2 separate regions of the Homo sapiens genome follow, and region 1 is linked to region 2. A link is a loop called in an ENCODE intact Hi-C map of the cell type or tissue named here. Cell type or tissue: MCF 10A. All regions are shown on one strand. Links, peaks and the distances in the headings refer to the core of each region. The heading gives the core; the rest is flanking DNA.

The links. Peaks named below come from ENCODE experiments on the same cell type or tissue, not always from the same donor. Only the 100,000 strongest peaks of a DNase experiment are listed, where the experiment ranks them.
Region 1: it touches region 2 in a loop (18-fold over the local background); 4 of 110 quality-filtered maps call a loop at or near these places.

What each region holds. Positions count from the first base shown.
Region 1 is chr10:27,365,705-27,374,747 of GRCh38, reverse strand. No RefSeq gene overlaps it. Among named protein-coding and RNA genes, the nearest start is that of LINC02673, 27 kb to the right of the region's middle. In MCF 10A, for the core only: a CTCF peak has its summit at 4,721 (motif pointing left); no DNase peak of the experiment used is centred there.
Region 2 is chr10:28,174,452-28,183,494 of GRCh38, reverse strand. All of the region lies in intron 3 of MPP7 (MAGUK p55 scaffold protein 7), which reads left to right. Among named protein-coding and RNA genes, the nearest start is that of SNORD130, 110 kb to the right of the region's middle. In MCF 10A, for the core only: a CTCF peak has its summit at 3,808 (motif pointing right); a DNase peak (open chromatin) is centred at 3,804.

The DNA.
Region 1 (9,043 bases), core at 376-8,375, 810 kb after region 2:
AAATCATCCAGGGTTAGGAAAAATCATGTAAAAATAGCTTTTGTTTGCAAATTCAAGAAGCATGCCTGCTTCTTGAGGAAACCAGATGATAAAGAGAATGTATGGCATACATAGGAGGTTCTCATGACTGTAGCTAGAAAATTAGCACTTATAGGCCAGGCGTGGTAACTCACACCTGTAATCCCAGCACTTTGGTGGATCACGTGAGGTCGGGAGTTCAAGACCAGCCTGGCCAACATGGTGAAACCCCGTCTCCACTAAAAATAAAACAATTAGCTGAGCATGGTGGCACATGCCTGTAATCCCAGCTACTCAGGAGGCTGAGGCAGGAGAATCACTTGAATCTGGGAAGTCGATATTGCAGTGAGCTGAAATTGTGCCACTGCACTCCAGCCTGGGTGACAAAGAGAGACTCTGTCTCAAAAAAGAAAAATTAACACTTATGACAAGAAGTTAGGTGGTTCCTCACTGGTTCCCTTCATTCACTTTTTGAAGGCCTGAGGACAGTTGGCCAAGCCGGAATATGTCAGCAAAGTCAGACCGCAGCTGAGAAGTAGGTGGAGTTGTCTTGTATATTTTTGTTTCTCCCTTGGGCATGTTTCTCCTCCCCTATCCTCTTCTTTCTTCCTCCTCAAACTCCCACAGTACTCCCATCACTTTAAAATACTGTTTCCAGGAGATCCTAACTTTGAGTACAGCTCTTTGACTTCTTTTTTGAGACAGGATCTCACTCTGGTTGCCCAGGCTGGAGTGCAGTGTTGCAATCATGGCTCACTACAGCCGCAACCTCTCGGACTCAGGTGTTTCTCCTTCAGCCTCCTGAGTAGCTGGGACTACAGGTGCACGGCCATGCCTGGCTAATTTTTTTGTATTTTTAGTAGAGACAGGGTTTCTCTGTGTTGCCCAGGCTTGTCTCAAACTCCTGGACTCAGGCAATCCACCTGCCTCAGCCTCCAAAAATGCTGAGATTACGGGCATGAGCCACTGCACCCTTCTCACCCTGGCAATAGGCTCAGCCAACTCATACCCTTGGACTTAGCCGGGGAACTCCTGGCCAAAACCACTTTATATTTGGCTTCTCTTTGCATAAACCCATTTAGATTGCCTACTTGCCTATTTGCCTGCAAAACTCCAAGAGATACTCCTTTCTCTTCCATTGAGATTCCAAGTATTTTAATCCCACCCTTGTAACAAAGCACACTTCTACATGCTGTGGCACTTGCCTTCAGAATATACTCCTTCTACATGAACTCAAATAGATCAAGCACTTTGGGAGGCAGAGGCGGCTGGATCACATGAGGTCAGGAGTTTGAGACCAACCTGGTCAACATGGTGAAACCCTGTCTCTACTAAAAATACAAAAATAAGCTAGCAATCGCTTGAACCCCCGGAGGCGGAGGTTGCAGTGAGCTGAGATCATGCCACTGCACTCCAGCCTGGGTGACAGAGTGAGACTCCTTCTAAAAAAAAAAAAAAAAAAAAAAAAAAAAGCCAGGTGCAGTGGCTCACGCCTATAATCCCAGCACTTTGGGAGGCCGAGGTGGGCAGATCGCAAGGTCAGGAGATCGAGACCATCCTGGCCAACATGGTGAAACCCTGTCTCTACTAAAAATACAAAAATTAGTTGGGCGTGGTGGTGCACACCTGTAGTCCCAGCTACTCAGGAAGCTGAGGCAGGAGAATCGCTTGAACCCGGGAGGCGGAGGTTGCAGTGAGCCAAGATTGTGCCACTGCACTCCAGCCTGGAGACAGAGTGAGACTCCGTCTCAAAAAAAAAAATTGTATTCTAAGGAAAAGAAAAGGACAATTATGACCCTTGTCCACATTTAGGCAACACGTCTCCTACTAAACCCTTTGCATGAATTATAGATAATATTTGATATTATTTATTATCCTTAATCAGACATTTTCTAAATTAATCCAGACATCTCCTCATTAATTCAATCATACTCACTTTGGAACCAATCATCCTTCACTTGAATAGCCCTCTGATCTCTTTACCAGGCATGGACCATGAAGTGCCTGCATTTAATAGTAATCCCAGGTTACCACATTTCACCTGTGCAATCCCTGCTGTTTACCTGGCACAAGCTATTTATTTTACTCTAATCCAGAGAAAAGAAAACTCATAGATGATCACATAATGTTCTGTGCCAGCTTATTTTTGAAAGTAATGTGAACAGCTAAGATGGTTCCCTGTTACCTCTAAAAATGAAAGAATACAAAAGGATTAACATGAATTAGAAAAGAAGATACCATTTGATAAGCCCCAAAACAACACTTGCAGTAGTAGCTTTCCCGTAGATCCTACAGTATTGGCCTTAACCACCATGTGCAACAATATTTTAAGAGCTATCATTAGGCACGCAGGTTAGGAATTCTTTGTCAGCATAAGCAGTGTTTACAAGCTCTGAGAAGAACAGACTCCGGTAACATCTGTCTTAAATTTCAGATCTTTTTGTTCATTTTACCAATGTCTATTGAGAGCTAAGCATGAGTCACAGAGATGAATAAAACATATTCCATGCACTCAATAAGTTCATAACATAATGAGTCATATGAACACGCATAGGATTAATCGATATTATTGGTCAGTCTTTGAATTAAAGCATTGAAAGTCCAGTAGGTAATATCAAGTCCCTAAATTACAACAAACACGAAGGATATTCAGGAAAGATGAGTTTCCAGGGTAGGGTGTAAGAAAGTTCTGGAATGTACACAGATGCTGGAGAAGAACTGGAGAACTGGTATCTCAACTGAGAGATACCAGTGAGGATAAATAAAGAAAAGATATGTGAGATGCCACCAGAGAAAATTCTGCCTACATAATTTTACCAGTGTTTGCCCTAAGTAAGAATGCAAGTGATGACCCAGTCACCGACCTGTTAGCTTTGTCATTTTCCAAAGATTTTAAAATTGTCACTCGAAGAATAATATTTTCAAGGTATGAAGAACCCCTCTGTATTAGTCTGTTTTCACATTGCTGATAAAGACATACCCCAGACTGGGTAATTTATAAAGAAAAAGAGGTTTAATGGACTCACAGTTCCATATGGCTGGGGAGGCCTCACAATCATGGCGGAAGGTGGAAGGCACATCTAACATGGCAGCAGACAAACAGCAAATGAGAACCAAGCAAACGGGGATTCCCCTTATAAAGCCATCAGATCTCGTGAGACTTACTTCCACGAGAAGCATATGAGTGAAACCGCCCCCTTAATTAAATTATCTCCCTCCAGGCCCCTCCCACAACATGTAGGAATTATGGGAGCTACAATTCAAGATGAAATTTGGATGGGGAGAGAGCCAAACCATATCAACCTCTGAACTCAGTATATTTTATGCTTAGGCTCAGGGCTATATAAAACCTTTCTAGAATTAGATTTTGCCACATCCATTCTGATAACAGCCCTCCTAGCTTAACTTGCAGATTATTCCTTCTTCAATCTAGTTCACGTGCGCTAGGTGGGCTCTATTGCTGCCTCAGGCGTGGACCACATGTCTCAGGCCCAAGCCAGTAAGCACATCACGTTCCCCTGGCCTTGGTGCTTGCAGACACAAGAATAATTCCTAGCCTTGTAAGCAAAAGAGCTCCCTGTTTCCTACTGGGCTTACATCTTGGACTCACCTGAGCTTAGGACTGCTGCAGTCATCTTGTCATAAAGCACAGAGAGCCTAGAAGTTCCAGAAGTGATGACGAGGAGGTTGCACATGAATTCAATCCAGCGGGAGGCAGAGAGGAGAAACACAGAAAAAAAAAAAAAAAAAAAAAAAAAACACCCAAGCCCTAACGATATTGTTTGAGCCCAGAATCCAACTATACTGGCAGCAAGGCTACCTGTGGACTTTTTCAGTTAAGTGAGAAAATAAATTCCATCTTTGCCTGAAGTCTTTTGGAGCAGATGTTCTAACACCTGTAAATTAATACAGAAATAAGTATATAACAGACACGTTTAATCTGATGCCATCTCATTTCCAGGCCCCCTCCCAAACTCACCAGAGGCTAGAGTCTCAGAGCAATAAAACTGACACAGAAGGATTTCACAATTTCAAGTCACTTTAAAACCAACATCACAGAAAATGTGATCATAGAATGTTTGGCCAAATTCTATTTTGTAGGCATTTTCAGAAATGCAAATCCCATTTATGGGATAATCAAGAAAAACTACCAAGAGAGTAATTACATGCAATCTGCTTTGATTATTGGTCTTGGCCATCAAAACTCATAAATGCATTAGAAATCATATAACAAAGACAACACATATAGCCTGATCCTGAAGCATGCAAACAGATATCCAAAGTGCTTCCTGCTTTTAATTGGCTGGGTGGTGAATAGGTGTAGTCATACAGTTTTTTCCTTTTCAAGAACAAAGATCTGAGGACTTTGCATGAGAGAAGCCTCATAAAATTGCCAATATGTGGCTTTGGGTTTGAAACTTACTCTGGAACTTAACATTTGTGAAGAAATGCACTAAGCATTCGTCCTTATTCATTAGAGTCACTCCTTCCACATTGAAGTCGTGATACAGAGAATGCAAATTACAAACCTAATTGCACATATGGATTCTTACTTAATGCAATGGCCCTAGTTTTATAGTCTAGGAGTCCATATTTGAGGGAAGGTGGTAACCAAACCTCACCCAACAGCTTGTAATCTTGGAAAAATATGTAAAAAATGAAAAACACCCATATGCCAAGCTTTTAAATGGGAAATTGGTGCCATCTTGTGGTTACAAATATGTAAAAATAAAAAATTTTACCTTTTTTTTTTAGAGATGGTTTCGCTCTGTCACCTAGGCTTATGAAGTGCAGTGGCTTGATTATAGCTGTCACTGCAATTCAAACTCCTGGGCTCAAGTGATCCTCCTGCCTCAGCCTCCCAAGCAGCTAGAAATAAAGCTGCACACCACCGTGCCCGGCTAATGTATTTATTTATTTTTCGAGACAGTCTCACTGTGTTGCCCAAGTTGGTCTCGAACTCCTAGCCTCAAGTGATTCTCCTGCCTCGGCCTCCCAAATAGCTGGGACTACAGGTGCACACCACCATGCCTGGCCGAATTATTTTAAAAATTTGTATAAAAGTGGGGTCTCACTATGCTGCCCAGGTTGGTCTCCAACTCCTGGGCTCAAACAATCCTCCTGCTTTAGCCTCCCAAAGCACTGGGTTTACAGTCATGAGCCACCACACCCGGCCTCACTTTTTTCATATATTAAATAATCATTGCCAAAATCAGGCCCATTTTAAGTAATCATTTCCCTCAGTATTCTGATACACCCCAATAAAGCTTCTTTGTTTCTTCTTTAGAATATTTGTTAAAAGTGTAGACACCTTTCCTTGACAGTCAATTTCACTGCTTTTTCAGCTAGGAAACTCCGATTTCCTGTAAAAATCGTGTCCATGATTACACTTTAATTTTTGGATCAGAGGCAGGCTTTAATTCTGAAAGCTGAGACGATGCATTCATGGAAGAAAAGAAAAGAAAAAAAAAAAAAGCTCAAACCAATTTTTAGACATTAACACAGTAATCAGCGAATGTCTTGAGAGATGGCCCAGGACATTAGAAACAGCACATAACTTGACTTTCAACAGTCCCTGAAAATGCAGATTGACTTCCAGAAGACATAGTGCTCTGAGAAGAGAAGAGTCAAACACCTTCTCAGAAATTGTTGGATTGTTTAAAAAAAAAAAAAAAGCCAAGATAGGCATGAGCCAAGATGTCATCCGAAATACCTCATATTTTGTGGAACTTTTCCTACACAAATGCAAGTGGGGCTAGACTGGAGGAAGTGCCAAGGGCGGACTCACTATGAATGTCAAGTGGTGCCACGGAAAAGCCGGCCGGGCGCAGTGGCTCACGCCTGTCATCCCATCACTTTGGGAGGCTGAGGTGGGCAGATCACTTCAGATCAGGAGTTCGAGATCAGCCTGGCCAACATGGTGAAACCCTGTCTCTACTAATAATACAAAAATTAGCCGGACATGGTGGCACTCACCTGTAATTCCACTACTCAGTAGGCTGAGGCACAAGAATCGCTTGAACTTGGGAGGTGGAGACTGCAGTGAGAAGAGATCGAGCCACTGCACTCCAGCCTGGGTGACAGAGTGAGACTCTATCTCAAAAAATAAATAAATAAATAAAATTAAAAAAATAAAATTACAAATAAAATATATTTTTAAAAAAGAAAGAAAAGCAGAGAAGGCTTTCCTCTGCATTACAAAGACAGTCTGGTAAACCCATGGGCAGATCAGGTCATGAAAATTAAAGGAATTTCCCCAAAAGCAATAATGTTTGGATGGCTTGTATTTATACTAGGAGATAGGACGTCAGTCTAAATTGATATCATAATTTAAATAATTTATTTTTAAGTTTAATAACATACCTCAATATTTAATAGAAAATTCTTTATAAGAACAAAACATAAATATAGAAATTAACTGCCTGGTAGAGTTATTGATAGAAAAGATGGGAATCAAAATAGACCACGATTTAGAGCATGATTGTGGAAATGGCCACATCAAAGAGAAAGAGAGAGAAGTGAGGAATGAGAGAGTGGGGTTTGGGGAGAAGAAGTGGAAGAGAAAAAGAGAAAGTGAGAAGGTCTTATGTAAGCGTAGGGTAAACGCATGTGCCTTAGATTATATGCGGCTGAGCAGAATAAGAGAAATAATAAGGCTGGTTGCAGTGGCTCACACCTGTAATCCCAGCACTTTGGGAGGCTGAGGTAGGAGGATTGCCTGAGGCCAGGAGTTAAAGACCAGCCTGGCCAAGATGGTGAAACTCTGTCTCTACTAACAATACAGATGGTGGGAATCTGTAATCCCAGTTGCTTAGGAGGCTGAGGCAGAGAATTGCTTCAACCTGGGGGGCGGAGGTTGCAGTGAACCGAGATTGCACCACTGCACTCCAGCCTGGGCAACAGAGCGAGACTCTGTCTCAAAAAAAAATGTTTTAAAAATCAGCCAGGCATGGTGGTATGCACCTGAAGTCCCAGCTACTTGGGAGGTTGAGGCAGGAGAATCACTTGAAAAAAAGAATCGTTACCCAAAAAAAAGTTTTCTAAAAAATTAGCCTGCTGTGGTGATGCATACCTGTAGTCCTAGCTACTCAGGAGACTGAGGCAGGAGGATGGCTTGAGCCCCACAGTTCGAGGATGCAGTGAGCTATGATGGTACCACTGCCCTCCGGCCTGGGCAGCAAAGTGAGACTCTCAAAAAAAAAAACAAAAAAAACAAAAAGGAGTAATAGTAACAAAAGGCAACATTTTTTGGACACTCACCCCATGCCAGGTGGAATAGTAAACTCTAGTTATGCAACATTTCATTTAATCCTGTTTGGAAAAAAAAAAAAAAACAACAACAATGTGATTTTCCCCAACACTACTAGACTTTGGCAGCTAGATGAGACTTTTCATAGAATTTTTTTCCAACTTAAAAAAATCTACAGATCACTTTAAATATGTATGGCATTCTTCATCAGCACCTGCCATAATGCACATTCATTAATCAAATGAATATGCCAGATATTTTTCAAAAAGTCTGAAACATTTTTAGAAGTAGAATACTATTGGATTCAATGGCCATGTAATCACAGATTCTTTAAATGTCTCTTCCCCCCAAAGTGAATCTAAAAAGTAAAAACATTGAGAAGCATGTAATTCCATACTGAAGCTAGAAACAGGTCCAAACTTATACCACAAACCTAGAACCAAATTTAGATAAAATAACTGAACTGGAAAAGTGACTCACTTTCAAGAAAGAAGTATGCAAAGAAGAAGCAAATAAAAGAAATGTGGGTAAACCCCACTTAGTATGGGCAGTTCAGGAGGCAGAAAGAACATAGTGGGTTTCCAGCCTATTTCCCAGGGCCCACACTGGAAGAGCTGGCAAATTTATCCTCCACTTTGGTCCAAGGTGAAAACACTGATCACCACTTTTATACACCTGGTAATGGAGGATGCAAACAAAGATTGTACTACGAGAGGAAAGTTCTTAGGGTTTTTTTTCCACACTTTAATATTTCTAAGTTCAAGCTGCTTTAAAAATCTACAGCAAAACAAACTTTCCATCGTACAGATGGAAGAGTAAGTGATAATATAATCATCATTTCCTGTGCTTTTTCTTACCTTTGAATAGAAGACTTATCTTGTGTTACATCTTTTAAATTTTTACTCTAAATGTGGGTCTCTAATTATTTCTTTGGATGCCCTCAAAAGATTACGCCAGTGAGGCATTCTTAGCATAGAACTATCATGTATACATTAACCATCATAAAGAAATATTTGTTCTAATAAAATAGTTGCCCTTGTATTCTCTTTTGTGGATTTTTCTGGGACCTTCTGGGATCTTTCTTTGTGCTGAAAGAATTAGATTTTGCTCCAGACTCTGATGTGGAACAGGATTGTATATTAATTGAAGTCATTAAGGTCATTGATGGCCATTCTGAATTTAAAGCTGAAACTTCATTTCTGTTCTATTTCATATTTCAGATTTTGTCCAGCTATATATTGCCCAATATAGCCCTCAAAGTTTATGCTATGAGATTAAATAACAACACTAAAATATTCCAACCATCATATGTTAATACATACTGATGCTCTAAAGTTAAATATAATCTCCCTCCCATTAATAATTTCCAATGATATGATTAAATTCAAATATGAAAACCTTTAAAAAATTAAAATCCCAAATATCTAATTTAAAGTCTAAAAGGGTGAAAATCTGAAAGAAAAAAAAAACCTGCTGTCTTTGTTGTGTGGTATGAATCCAAATAAATGAAAGTCCCAAATCCCAACCTTAAATGCAAAATCATTCTCCCCAGCTTCTCATTCTGTTCAATTTCAATTCTATGAATTCTCCACCTGCATTTTTTCAGGGACTGCAGCCTGACTGTCTTTCTGTGGAGTGGGTGCAGTTCCTTCTGGACCTCAGAAATTGTGTCTGTTTGCTGCTAAGTCCCTCAGGAGCCTCCCTTTTTAAGGATCCAAAGCATTCACAGAGCATACAAAATTAGACCTCACTGTGTTCCACATCTACAGATTTTAG
Region 2 (9,043 bases), core at 673-8,672:
TTTCTTCTGGCTTTTTTATTTCTTTGCTCTCACTCTTTTAAAATTACAGTGAAAATTAATAGTCTGTGATTAGAAATCTTTAAAAAGTTCTTGAGTTGGCTAAGTGTGTTTTCTAACTTTTCTTTCCCTTAAAATGTTATGAAATATTTTGGGCATTAAAAATGAGAACAATATACTGAACATCCATGTGTTCCAACACACAGCTTAAGAGAGAAAATATTGTAGATCCAGTTGAAGTCTGAACATCCCTCCTGTTCCCATTCTTTTCCTTTTCCTGCCAGTGATAACCTTCATCTTGAGTTTGTATTCACAATGTGAGATATTATTTCGTCTGTTTTAAAACTCTTATAAATAGAATCATATTTACATGACACATTCCTCTTTCCTCAACTTGCTCTTTTTTTGTTTGTTTGTTTGAGATGGCGTTTCGCTCTTGTTGCCCAGGCTGGAATGCAATGGCGTGATCTTGGCTCACCGTAACCTCCACCTCCCAGGTTCAAGCGATTCTCTTGCCTCAGCCTCCTGAATAGCTGGGATTATAGGCATGCGCCATCACGCCCGGCTGATTTTTGTATTTTTAGTAGAGATGGGGTTTCTCCATGTTGGTCAGGATGGTCTCGAACTCCTGACCTCAGGTGATCCACCCGCCTTGGCCTCCCAAAGTGGTGGGATTACAGGCGTGAGCCACTGCACCCGGCTCAATTTGCTCTTTTGCTTAACATTTTGTTAATGAAATTTATTGTATTTATGGTGATATAAATAGGTCTAATTCATTTGTTTACATTGCTATCTATGGCATTATGTGACTAGATAACAAATCATCTATTCTCATGTTGATGAATATTTGTATTGAAAGTTGGCTTGTGAGTACAAGAGTCATATGTCTGGAAATCATCTTTATCTCCATGTCACTATTGGGAACAGTATAGGAGATAACTTTTGTGTGGATTCCCCTTGTACACACATGCAGTCCCTTCTGTAAGTAACGTACCTAAGAATGGAGTTGCTGGACCATAAATATATACATCTTACACTTTAGTAGATATTGCCAAATTACTTTTCTAACGGATTGTATCATATTATAATCCAGGAGTTCCAATTACTTCACATTTATTTCAGCATTTTGAATTGTTAGACTTTAATTTTTGCCAACTTCCAATCCAGACCATTAATTAAAATACTTACCAACAGGATCAATTTGAAATACCATAATATCTCCTTGTTTTAGTTTATATTTATTTGAATATTAGGGGTTGAACATATGTTTGAGTCATTCCAGTTTCCTTTTTATATCCTTTGCTATTTTTTTTGCTTTGGTTATTTGTCTTTTTCTAGTTGATTCGTAGGAATTATTTTGTACATTCTGATGCTGGATCTTTGTTTATATGTATTGTAAATTATCTCCTGGTCTGGGCTCACTCCACTCTTTCCGATAATTTATCATAAGTGTTAAAACATACATCCATGCAGAAAGTCTTCTCTCTGTCTTAAATGCAGAAGCAAAGGCATCTTCACAGACTCACCATTTAACACAAAATCCTTATTAGCTCACTGGGTCTTACTGAAAGCATGTATGAGTCGGAGGTTTATGTAGCTCCTGGCCAAGTCTGAGGTCTGGTTTATTTTTATGTGCTGGCTCTAGCGGGGTCCTCTGGGACTGTTTGAACTGATCTAATATTCTCATTTGGTTGTAAGCATCTATAGAATGTATTTTTAGCACCTAGTCTAATTATGGGTATAGTTGTTCATTGAGTAAAGTTCTTTTCAGGCAGAATCTGTGTATAGTGTTTTTTTTGTTTGTTTATTCTGCGTTACCTCAAAGCGTAGTAGGTGTTCAAGGGAGATTGCCTGATTAAAGGAAACTGAATAACTTGCCCTTCCAGGCTCTGTCTTGCCCAGTTTGTTTTCCATTCATTTCACAAATACTTGAGTGCCCATCGTGGGGCACGATAATAGATGCTCACATCTCATTGGATTCATTTATTGAAGTATTATGGTTATTCACAAATAATTGATGAATGTAGTTTGATTTTTCAGTCAGCTCAAGTTGTGGCATAAGTTGCATCATCTTTATTACAGACAGATGATAGTTAATAAAGAAAGATATTTTTATCCACCTGGTTTAAAATGAAGTTTATTGTTGATATTTCTGCATGTCAATAAAATAGGAATTAGGAATGTTCTATGATGATCACGGTTTAACAATAATAGACTATCAAAGGAAATTACTGAATTAGATTGGTTTTATCATTCTTTCCATTTTCACGTAAAATACTTTAAATCTTTAACATTTTAAAATTGAGTATTTTTAAATGTTTCAAAATGTTATTTAAAATACTTTATTATAATTCTATAAGACATTAATGTAAATCTAATTTATTATAAAGAACCTAAAAGTAAAATTAATAAGCTTCTGTATATGTAAAATTAGTTGCAGGTGATCCATTCTGAATCAAAAAATTATTTTATATTTATCTACCCACCCATGGGTCCATCCATTCATCCATCCATCCATCCGTATATCCTGCAGTAGTGCTGTTTACAGGTACATGTAAGATTGCACTTCTCCACCTCTTGATGTTAGTTATGGCCACATGACTTGTTTAGTCAATAGAATGTGAGTGGGAGTGAAGTGTGTCACCGCTGGGCAGAAGCCTTTAGCAGTCAGTGCACTCTGTCTCTTCTTCCTACCCTCCAGCCCCCATTGCTGACTGCTGATGTTCCAGGTGGTGGGAGTTCTCCCCACCTGGGTCTGAGCACGTGGGCTTGTGGAGCAGAGTTCACAGAGGAAATGCAGTAGACAGAGAGTGTCTGGGGGAATATAAACTTTCGTTGTTATATGCTGCTAAGGTTTAGGCATTGCTTATTACCACAATATTATTTATAACTTAATTTTAACAAGTATTTTCACTATATTACATTTCAAATATATTTTTCAAATATGGCTTAGTGATGTAGAAATTAAAATAAATAGTTATTAACATTGCATGAGGCTAATTACTTTTAGGTAGTTGCTATTGATCTAACAGTTGCGCTGTAGAAAGTTCATATTCATTTTCTTGTCAAAACTTGGTAATTTTTACATTTTCTTCTTTGATAGACATGCATCTCCCCTCTGCAACCACTGTGGCAAGGCTTGAGAAAGGGTGATATGTCTTGTAAGATGTCCCTGTTTTACTTGATTATTCCAGTTTAATATTAATATATTAACCCAGGAGTGTGCTATCCTGGATACTTTTGATTTGTGTTTCCTTTCATCACTAATAAAACTAGAAGACAAATGTATCTACATTGTTCTTAGAGTCCCCTGTTTCATTACTACATTTCACAATTATTTTTGCTTAGCAAGCGAGGGCTATCAATATCAAAGTATAATACACCCCCTCCCTTCTGATAAAAAACTTTCCTATTTTTTTTGAAAGGCTTGAGTGTATCAAATGGTGTATTTTCATATGCAATTAGTGTTTTAATTGTACCTTTATTTTCTTTCTCACTTTGGAAGCATAGCATCTAGAATTGCTTTCTTCCTCATTGTTTTCATTTCTGTGTTCAGTTAAAAGCTAAATGAAAGGATGTTAACTGCCAACTTTAAAAATACATTTTATTTGTGAATTTCATTTGTTTAAATTGGAATGTTATAAATTATACAGATGGTAAAAATTTGATTTTCATTACTTGACAAAGTTGGCATGTATCTTTGTCTTTTAATTTGAATAAATATTTGGCTAGCCACTATTGTGTGCCTAGTAAATTTAGGTAGTGTTTCAAGCCACTTTTTAATATTATGTGCCTCCACTAGGTGGTGCTCATTCCTTCGGGACATCTGAGACCTAGCTTAAAGAATTTAGTTCTGTCACTGATGGGTTAAAGATAAAAGAAGCAAATTCAGGCCAAAGCAGTACGAAAAACTTGTGAAATTTTTTTATTTCATGTAATGAGTTGTGAAACTCTGTAGTAGAGGTATTTATTATTATTAATGTATGATATTTCCAAGAAATCAGTAATTTTATTATATGGCTCATTTATATAAAATGTATTTAAATAGTTATTATAGATTGTGTTAGATGATGGGGATGCAATGGTGAAAAACAGACACGGTGGTCTTAAACCATATGACTCTTGGAATCAACACTCAAGTAATCACTTGAGTAAGTGTGTAATTATTACTGAGATAGGGACAGGTTTTTGGTGCTTTGAGTGTATAAGGGGCAGAGAAGGGGGTATTTTCCAAGATTCTGGGAAGTTTTATTGAAGAACTGATCACTGATCTAGTTAAATAAGATCTGAAAGTTGCTGAAGAATTAACCAGTGTGAGTGTGTTGGAGGAGAAATTTCACAGTGATGAGGTTAGTGTGGGGTTGCAAGGAGTTCTTTATCTGCACCCCAGTCGTTGTAATGGTTGGATCCAATGGACCTTTTCAGTCCTGGAGACATCTGTTCTTCAGCTTTAATTTCTTGATAATTTCCTTCCCTCAGCTCTTCTCCTCTTCCATCTTTCTAGAAGTTCTTTTAGGTGAATATTGGCCTTTCTGGATTTTACCTTTGCTTTTAAAGAGATTTCTTCAACTTTTACTACATTTCTCTTTAAAATCTTAAAAATTCGCTGCTGCTATTTTAATTCCAGTACATTTGAGAAGAATGTCTCTGTTTCTTTTTTGTAACATCTTAGTCTCATTCCATGGATACACTATAGAATCTTTCTGAGGATAATTAAACAAAACAAAAGCCCCCTTTTTGTTGATTCTGTGTTCCATGAACTTTTCAAAGTTCTAAGTACCTTGTTTCTCTCTTCCAGCAACCCTTTAGATAGATATTAATCTTTACCCCATTGTAAAGATTAGAAGAATGAGGTACCACTTTGATTACACAGCCAGTTAGGTGGTAGAGCTGGTCTTGAACCCAGGTGGTCTGACTCAAGTTCTACATTTTTACTATCATGCTACTCTGCTTGTTGATGAGTATTCAGTAGAATGGTTTCGGTTTCATTTTCAATTCTCCTCATTTTGTTCACAATTTTTCTTTACTCTGGGACTTTTTTTTTCCTGTTTTGCCTGCTTGGTGTTTATCCTGTGGGGGCTTTCCTCAAATGTCTGCTTATTCTTGGTTGTCTGCCTGTGTTTAATAGTGAGTTGTTAAAAGAGCTGATTGGAAGATCTATGTGTTGGAGCAGGGCCTGGTGACAGGTGGAATCTCTGTAGAACAGTGGTTTTCGACTGAGTTGGATTCCTTCTCGCCTTTCCTGGTCATTTGGCAACATCTGGAGGCATCTTTGATGGTGATGACTTGAGGAGGGGGTACTGCTGGCATCTAGGAGAACAGCTCAGGGATGCTGCTGAACATCCTGCGATAGACAGGAAAGCCCCTCACAACAAAGAACTATTCAGCCTAAAATGTCAGTAGTGCCAGAACTTAAAAACTCTGCTTCAGAGGGAAAGGATGAAAAATCAGCTACTGTTGGTTACAGGAGGAGAGATTGCAAATCCCAGAATAAAGAGCCATTTTTCTCCATGGCTCTTCAGTTTTTTCATCAGAGAGACCTGGAATCTGCTGCCTGGGCCTTAGGTGGCTGGCTGCTTGACATTCTGGATCAGCCAAGGGAAAGGAGCCCCTCACAGTATTTAGGGTTTCAGCACCTGCATGCCTGGCATCCCTGATCCGCCAGCATGACAGTGTTCCCTGGGTCAAATTGTCTCTTTTAAACAATTCCCCACTTTGTCTGGTTCTATGCGGTGGCTTCCTTTTTCTAAAAATTTTTGAACTCTCTAGTCTTCTGTCTCATTTCTGTTATTTTTAATTTGAAAAATCATCTTAGTGCAACTTAGGATAGAGAAGAGATCCGTATCTTTAATCACTAAACTTTGTAATCATAATTTTTAGTGGCATTATTGTAATCCATCAACCGCTTATGCTATGGTTTATTTAATCATTTTCTTATCATTGTACAGAACAATTTTTCCTTATCAATTCTTAGGTTATTTTGAAATACAGCTTATATAGGAACAATTAATCTACGAATTTTCACAATGTTGTTTTGGTGCCCTTGCACCCTCCAAAAGTGAATCAGTAAGAACTCTTTTTTTTTTTTTTGAAATGGAGTCTCACTGCGTTGCCCAGGCTGGAGTGCAGTGGCGTGATCTTGGCTCACCACAACCTCTGCCTCCTTGTTTCAAGTGATTCTCCTGCCTCAGCCGCGCCACCATGCCTGGCTAATTTTTTTTTTTTTTTTTTTTTTTTGCATTTTTAGTAGAGTTGGGGTTTCACTATGTTGGCCAGGCTGGTCTCGAACTCATGACCTCATGATCTGCCTGCTTGGCCTCCCAAAGTGCTGGGATTACAGGCGTGAGCCACTGCGCCCGGCCAGAACTCTTTTTACTATCGGTATGAATACAAAGATTTTTGTATATTTGATGAGTTTTAGTCCACTGCAATTATTCTTGTTTTTTTCTTTTCTTTCTTTTTTTTTTTTAAATTATACTTTAAGTTCTAGGGTACATGTGCACAATGTGCAGGTTTGTTACGTATGTATACATGTGCCATGTTGGTGTGCTGCACCCATTAACTCATCATTTACATTAGATATATCTCCTAATGCTATCCCTCCCCCACCCCCCCACCCCACGACAGGCTCCGCTGTGTGATGTTCCCCGTCCTGTGTCCAAGTGTTCTCATTGTTCAATTCCCACCTATGAGTGAGAACATGTGGTGTTTGGTTTTCTATCCTTGCGAAAGTTTGCTCAGAATGATGGTTTCTTTTTTTTTAGACAGAGTCTTGCTCTGTTGCTCAGGCTGGAGTGCAGTTGCACAATCTCAGCTCACTGCAACCTTTGCCTCCTGAGTTCCAGCAATTCTCCTGCCTCAGCCTCCCTAGTAGCTGGGATTACAGGCATGTGCCATGACACCTGGCTAATTTTTTATTTTTATTTTTAATAGAGATGGGTTTCACCATGTTGGTCAGGCTGGTCTCAAACTCCTGGCCTTGTGATCCACCCACCTCAGCCTCCCAAAGTGCTGGGGATACAGGCGTGAGCCACCATGCCCAGCCAGTGCAATTATTATTCTTTTTGATGCTAAAATGACCCCAGCTTTGGCCATTGGGAGTGCCTTCAAGTTGACTCCTGTGTTTTGTTTTGTTTTGTTTTGTTTTGTTTTGTTTTTGACCCAACTGCACTGGGCTTTGATTGCTTCTTTGCTTTTTGGCCTGACAGGGTCTCTCAGGCTTATTTTACACATTTCCTGCCCCTGTATATTTTAAGGTAGATTTCTAGAATTGAGAATTGCAGTGATGCAATCTCAGCTCACTGCACCCTCTGCCCCCTGGGTTCAAGTGATTCTCAATTCTAGAATCTCTTGTTAAATACTGTATTGGTTCCTAACAGTGACCAATAGGAATTCCTTTACCCTGCTCTTCCCAACTTCTAATTTAAACTACTATATACTTTTTTAAAACTCCCAATTAAAGGTAATCAATGAACTTATTTACTTTACATATATTATTTCCCTTCTCTTCCTAATTTTTGGTAGTTGTATTTGACCTGCATTGCTAGATTCTAAAAAAGCTGCATTCTACTTTTTACTCTGCCCCATTGTTTAACTTTAGTTAAATACAGTATATTGATGGTAACTATCATTTCTTATCCAAAAGCTTCTCTGATTATTTCAGAAATTCATCCCCTAGTTGCTCTCCCATGGAGAGGGCTCAGGGAGCAATTTTCCCTGAGCTCTTACAAGTTTTTCTTGTGGTCTTTACATTAATAGTTGAAGATCAGTTTGTCTAAAGTTAAAATCCTTGGTTCATAGCTTCTTGTTTTGAATATCTTAAGTATCATACTTCTTCAGCTTCTGGTATAAAGTGTTCGTAAGTATGGTGTCAATATAACTTTCTTTCCTTTATAAGTGTTTTTGTCTTGATGTTTAAAGAATGTTTTTTAAAATTTCTGATTCTTAAAAAATATTTCTCAGTGTTGACTGTTTAGTATCAGTTTTCCCAGATATTCAGTATGTTCTTTTAATCATGTATGTTCACATACTTTTATTTCATGGCATTTTAAAAAAATTCCTGCAGAACCCCAAAATGTACCCTCCTCTCCCCCATCTTCTTGCTCCTTTACTTCAAACTCTACTTCCTAAGTAAATCACTCGGCTCACTTTAAAGTTTATGGGTGGTTTGCCTGTTCTTGGAAGTTTCTTTTTTTCCTTTTTTTTTTTGAGACGACATCTCACTCTGTTACCCAGGCTGGAGTGCAATGATGCAATCTCAGCTCACTGCACCCTCTGCCCCCTGGGTTCAAGTGATTCTCATGCCTCAGACTCCCAGGTAGCTGGGACTATAGGTGCGCATCACCACGCCCAACTGATTTATGGATTTTTAGTAGAGATGGGGTTTTGCCATGTAAACCAGGCTGGTCTCAAACTCCTGACCTCAAGTGATCCGCCCACCTCGGCCTCCCAAAGTGCTGGGATGGCATGAGCCACCATGCTCAGCCATGTTCTTGGAAGTTTCTTTAAATGGAACCATGCAGGATGTATTTTGTTTGTGTCTTTCTTCTCTTGCTCAAATTATATGATTCATTTATGTTGTTACTAGATTAATTCATTTTTGTTACCAAACAGTATTCTATTCTGTAAGCATAGAACAATTTATCTATTCAACTGTCGATGGACATTTTTACCATTTCTGATTTTTGACCACTTTGGTAATGCCACTGCTGTTAGCAGTCCTGTACAGGTCTTTGCCTGAATGTGTATGTGTTTCTGTTGGGTATATACTAAGGAATGGAAATGTTGGGAAATAGGATTTTCATTCAACTCTTTGTATATGTATTTTCTTAAGGTATGATGTAAGAATGGAGTTGCGGGGTATCTTTGTTTTGTGTTGCTACAAAGGAATAGTCGAGGGTGAGTAATTTATAAAGAAAAATTTGTTTGGCTCACAGTTCTGCAGACCGTACAAGAAGCATGGTGCCAACATCTGCTCTTGATGAGGGTCTCAGGACGCTTCCACTTTCAGTGGAAGGCAAAGCGGAGCTGGCATATGCGTGTCCTA